Linked DNA regions of Mus musculus: region 2 is linked to region 1. The links are chromatin contacts, found by Hi-C or POLR2A ChIA-PET in ENCODE. All regions are on one chromosome and are shown on one strand. The core of a region is the stretch at or near the end of the contact, and the rest is flanking DNA. Distances in the headings are between cores, read along the strand shown.

Region 1 (2,700 bases), core at 118-2,617:
CAGCCAATCAAGAAGTCAGAAATAACACCTACGGATCAACCCACAAATGCATAAGAGCATACATACACATGCACACGTGCACACATACATACACGCACATGTGTGTGTGTGTGTGTGTGTGTGTGTGTGTGTGTGCCAAAGACGGAGAAGCCTGACTGACTCTGTGTTAATCCCGGATAGGTGAATAGAGAAGTATTCATGTAAAATAGAAGACAGGAAGGCCAAGCTAAGGTAGGCAAGTTGGGTCTGACTGCAGCTGGAGTAGGCCTTGCTTGAGTTAAGTAGTATACCTGGAATAGACAGCCGTGCCAGAGAGTTGAATACATCCTCTATCAAAGGAAACTGCTCGAACAAAAGCCAATAGGAGGAAATGAGCTCCTACTGTGTACACACATGGAGTTCCTCCAAAAGGAGATTGCCTGCCTGGTTCTGCACTCTTCTGATGCCTTCCAAAGCTGCCAAGGAAAGGCTGGACCTGTACTCACAGACCAGAGATGGTGTCTCCCCAAACCTGGGCTTAGCTGCAAGGAAATGGGTGGGATTTTGAGCCAATCCACCTACATTCCCAGACTTCCCAGAACCATCAATTACAGACTGGCTCTTGGGAATACCAGGCACAGTTACTAAGGGTTTTCCTTTGCCGTTCCCTAGGCTGTGCATGTAGTGAGGAGTGGGTACGTGGATGCAGTAGTCTGCTCTCTTTATAGACTTTGCTCATTGCTTAGCGTCCCTCAGCCATTTCCATGCCCTCTGTTCAGGAGCCAGAGCTCTCTATTGAGGATCGAAACACCAGAGATGAGGCCCTGTGATTGGCTCAGGGAGGCTTCACTTTCAGGATCTTGGCTGGGCAGTAAGGGCACTAGCACTCCTGACCTCTGTAGAAACGCTGTGTTCACCAAGAGCATGTGATTTTGTAGGGCACAGTGTGAGGCCTGGCGCTGGTCCGCAACCACAGAGACTGGCCGTTTTCAGTCCTGGAGGATACCAGGGTGTAACAGAGGTGTAGGATTGTATGTTCCAGTGAACGTAATACGTGAATTACCTCGGTCTCTGGAGCCCTAAGGGTAGGGCTTGAAGACACCACAGAGCTTTAAAAGAGCTTAGATTGAGAAGGACTTATTTTTTTTTCCTGCTTTATGTTGCCTGATTGACAGTTTGAGTACAGTTAAGCTCGGATCTGTGGGGATGCTACTATAACTGGCTTGCATGGTGGAGTCATTTTCCACTGACATCATCCTCTGAAAGCTTCTGAGAGAGGGAAAATGAAAGCAGAGGAGGAGAGGGAGGTCGAGTGCCTTCCGTGGAGAACCCGCCATTTTGCCTGTTGACTCCACCCCCACCCCCAGGTTTGGCAGAAGCTCTGTGTTACTGACCCAGTCAGGTCCCCTCCCCTGAGTTCCCCAGGGGACTGTCTGCAGCTGTGGCCCATGAAATCCACGGACACTGCGTGTAGGGGTGAAAAACTGATTCAGTCACTATTGCTTGAATGCGCCAAATTCCAGTGCAGTTGAAATCCGGTGAATTTCCGTTTGCCCTGGAGGATAGAACAGTCTTGGTCCTTATTTTCTTATAAAATTCCATTTGATGGTTCTCAGCTAACAATCGTGAGGTGGGCAGACAGCCTGTGCCAGACGCAGTTCAGGGTGCTGGGCCACAGAGATGCCCTTGCCTGGTCTCAAGGTCCATCGGCGAATCTTCCAGCTGTAAACACGTAGCAGAACAGTCAACCTCAAGGAGATGAGGGCGAGGTTAGAGGGGACAGGGACCAGGGTAGGTGGCTGTGGTTGTTCTTCTGGGCAGCAGATCATAGGGCAGGTTGCTCTTTTTGAGAAGGGAGGTTTGACGGCTCTGCTGAAGAGCAGCAAGCAAAGAAACGGGGAGAAGGATATCATGATATGAGAGTCCTTCTAATTAACAAATTCCTTCTAATTGCTTGCTTCTGGGACGTATCAAGTCTCATCAATAAACTAAAACTAACGGGCAATTGAGCATTAAGCCATAAGCTTTGCTTTCTCCCCGCTTGCTTGCTTCCCTCTTTCAAGGGAGAGCCACACGAATTAAGAGTTAAATTTGCCAGCAAATAAGGTAAGGAGAAACAAGACTGCTTTATGCGCTGTGGACAGGGCTGGGAGTGGCCATGTTTACCTCTGGGACATATCTCTGCTCTCATTACTGTTCAGCAAGACTGGGGGGAAAGAACGCAGGGAACTTGGGCCTGGATCCTTGCTTGTTCCGCACGCACTGAGTCTTCCATAGCAGGGCAAAAACTTGCAGAGCAGCCCCATCCTTCCTTCCTTCCTCGTGGCCATGCTGCGAACAGGATTTTACTCTCCCCTCAAGCTAGAAATGTCTGAGAAGGGGGGAAAACAACAAAAACATCTCACATGGCATTGAATAATGGTGGTTTCAAAACTCCTCCTCGTTTAGTCTAATTTACAGGGTGAGGTCATACGACTGCCTGGAAAATTCCAACGTGATTTTTTTTTTATATTTAGTTTATTCACATAGTGCCGGACGTCAAAAAGTTTAAAAGCCGGCTCATAAAGTATTTGCAGTTCATGTTTTCTTGCATTTTAAACACCGTGACTTTTGTAGCTGTTCTGAGTAAATGCAGGCTACGGTAAGTCTGAAAACAATGAAATGAAGGGCAGGGGACAGAAATAGATCAGAGCTTGGTAGTGGATCAAAATGAGAGGACCT
Region 2 (2,700 bases), core at 109-2,608, 180 kb after region 1:
TGGCTGGGAGCGTATGACGAAGATTCGGGGGCCAAAGATACGCTGGTTTACAACGGGGTAGAAAATACACATTTGAGGAGGCATGATCGGAGGACCACAGCAACTGCTGCCAGATGGATGTCTCCTGAGGGACCGGAAAATTTCTCACCCTGAAGACAAAAGTCCCAGTTTTCTCGATTCAGCCCACGATCCAGCCCGCATCCTCTGCCACCACTTCCATGCCCATCTCCAGGCAGAATGCCACGGAGGCGACGTTAGAACAGAACTCATCCCTCTTGTCTGCCAACGCAACCCGCTCCGGTGCCAGAACACCAGGGGGTCGGGCGCTCGAACCCTGCCCCTCCCAGTTCCCCAGCAGCCCTGCACTGTCTCCACAGTGCAGGTTTGATTGGCTCCGCCCAGCCCTCTGTCACTCCTCAGTTGGCCTACGATTGGGTACCAGGCCGTGCGCAAGCGCAAACTCTCAGCCCCTCCAGGCCCCGGAGGGGAGTTGGCTCAGTCTATCACTGGGTCTTACACCAATTGGTTAGCAAGATGAGACGCCTTTTCATTGGTCAAGAGTGGTAGTCTAGAGTCCGGACTCACAATCTGATTGGCTACAGTGAATCCGAGCTTCCGCGCAGACACCCCCGCAGGCTGTTGCTGAGATGTTCTGGGGTCTCCCGACAGTGGGGGGCGGATCCGAGCTCCAGGTTTTCCAGGCGCCCAAGGCTGTCTACCAGCCCGGGGGGAGGAGCTCGGCTTACGTCAAACTCGACAAGGGCGGGGCTAGAGGGCGGGCCGGTGACGTCATCGGGCGCGGACCGGGTTTGCGTGTAGCCTGGGCGCCACGGACTAGCCGAGCTTCGATTTGCTTGTGTAACTCATGGCGGCGGCCCTTAAGGCTCACGTCGTTACGTATAACGGGATCAAGCCAAAGCTCTCCGAAGGCTGACAGGCTGAGTCATGTATGTCAGCCATAGGCCGGCCCGTCCTGAGGTCCCCAAGCACGGTGCGCACGGCTTCCTAAGCCCACGGTCCCTCCACCGTCACCTCCCGCAAACCCCCGAGCGTGGGCGTCTGACGTTGCCTGCCTTCGGGCGGAGGAGAGCGCGCAGACGCAGTACGGAGGCCGGTCAGGCTGGGTGTTGCCGGGTGTCGCGGAAGCCGGTCTTCTCTGGAGCGCGCGGACGGTCGCTAGGCGACGGCGCGAGGGGCGGGCTTTCTTATAGACCCCTCCCACCCGGCTGGCTCCGCCCCGGGCAGCGCTGCGGCTGGGCTCGGGCGCGCGCTCCAGCGCTGGGGAAGCGGCGGCGGCGGCGGCAGCAGCGGCGGCGGGAGCTGGGCGTGGAGGCGCGAGGGGCGGGGCGGGCGGCATTGCGGGCCCGCGGTTCGGGCGGCTCCGGCTCGAGGTCGAGCTCTGTTGCTGCTCTCGCCCTCGGGGCTGCATCGTCCTCCCGCTTGGCCCGCTCACAGGGCCGCGCACGACTCGTTCAGCTGCAGCCCCGCTGCCGGCGCCCGGGGCGCTGCCGCGGCCGTGAGCCGACGAGTCCGTAAGGGCGGCGGGGCCGCGGGGTCGGGGCGCGGCGCGCGGGCGCAGGTCTATGTCGCGGGCGGCGGCGGCGGCGGCGGCCGCGCAGGGACGATGCGCGAGTACAAAGTGGTGGTGCTGGGCTCGGGCGGGGTAGGCAAATCCGCCCTGACCGTGCAGTTCGTGACCGGCACCTTCATTGAGAAATACGACCCCACCATCGAGGACTTCTACCGCAAGGAGATCGAGGTGGACTCCTCGCCTTCGGTGCTGGAGATCCTGGACACCGCGGGCACCGAGCAGTTCGCGTCCATGCGGGACCTGTACATCAAGAACGGCCAGGGCTTCATCCTGGTCTACAGCTTGGTCAACCAGCAGAGCTTCCAAGACATCAAGCCCATGCGGGACCAGATCATCCGCGTGAAGCGGTGAGCAGAGCGGGGCACACGGGGCTCGGTGGCTGCGGCGATCCCGGTCCTTGGCTTGCCCGGGCTACACCACCTCCTCCAGGGGCTCAGATTTGTGGGCTTTGTTTCACAAGTGAAATTGGGCATCCTGTTAACCCTCAGCCCAGCCCTTTGTCTCTAGGACGTTGGTAGCGCTTCTTCGGGACCCTAGAAAGAACAAAGTTTCAAACTTGCAAGGAAAGAAGGGATGAGTAGGTGGGCGCTAGGGAAAGGGGAGCTGTCTTAGTGTAGGCACGCCTGTGAAGAGTGAGCGCGCGCTTAAATGCACCCGTAAGAGGTTTGACAGCCGAAATTTGTACATACATATCTTGTGACAGTGTCAATACTAAGTTAGGGGGGACCTTTCTCGTTGCGGAAAAGATTAAATGTTGCCAGGAGGTTGGCAGAAATGGATTAGTGCAAAACTTTAAAGACACATTGGCAAATAATTTGAAGACCACACAACATTCAGTTGGCTTGGCATATAGAAGCACACTTGTGACATTTACGCGGAGAGCGTGCAGATTCAGTTCTCTTTCTCTCTTAAAAGCTAGCCTCCTCATCCCCCCCCCGCACCCCCCCCCCGAAAAAAAAAAGAACAGGGAAGGAGGCTATTCTTGGAAAACAAACAGAAGTTTAGTCTGAGTTCTGGCTTGTGTATCAGCTAATTTAAAGTTAATGCAAAAAAAAAAAAAAAAAGAAGAAGAAGAAGAAGAAGAAGAAGAAGCAAACAAGCTTTTTCCT

The links. A loop is a pair of places that touch in the nucleus more often than their neighbours do. ChIA-PET counts read pairs that join two places held with the same protein, here RNA polymerase II (POLR2A).
Region 2: POLR2A ChIA-PET joins it to region 1 with 11 read pairs in Patski. The contact joins the promoter of Rap2a here to the enhancer-like site in region 1. A Hi-C loop is called at or near these places in 1 of 37 maps with a recorded cell type or tissue (left cerebral cortex). POLR2A ChIA-PET finds 5 or more read pairs at or near these places in 1 of 5 experiments (Patski).

Annotation. Positions count from the first base shown.
Region 1 is chr14:120,295,120-120,297,819 of GRCm38, forward strand. All of the region lies in intron 1 of Mbnl2 (muscleblind like splicing factor 2), which reads left to right. All of the region lies in intron 2 of Gm52122 (a long non-coding RNA gene), which reads right to left. Among named protein-coding and RNA genes, the nearest start is that of Mbnl2, 21 kb to the left of the region's middle. Within about 2 kb of position 1,368, at least 3 of the 3 ENCODE cell types and tissues checked have a DNase peak (open chromatin) inside an H3K27ac peak, as active enhancers do; they include left cerebral cortex, where a contact is called at or near this core.
Region 2 is chr14:120,477,103-120,479,802 of GRCm38, forward strand. It overlaps Rap2a (RAS related protein 2a), which reads left to right and starts at 1,359. Exons shown (of 2, transcript NM_029519.3): 1 at 1,359-1,938. The coding sequence starts at 1,625.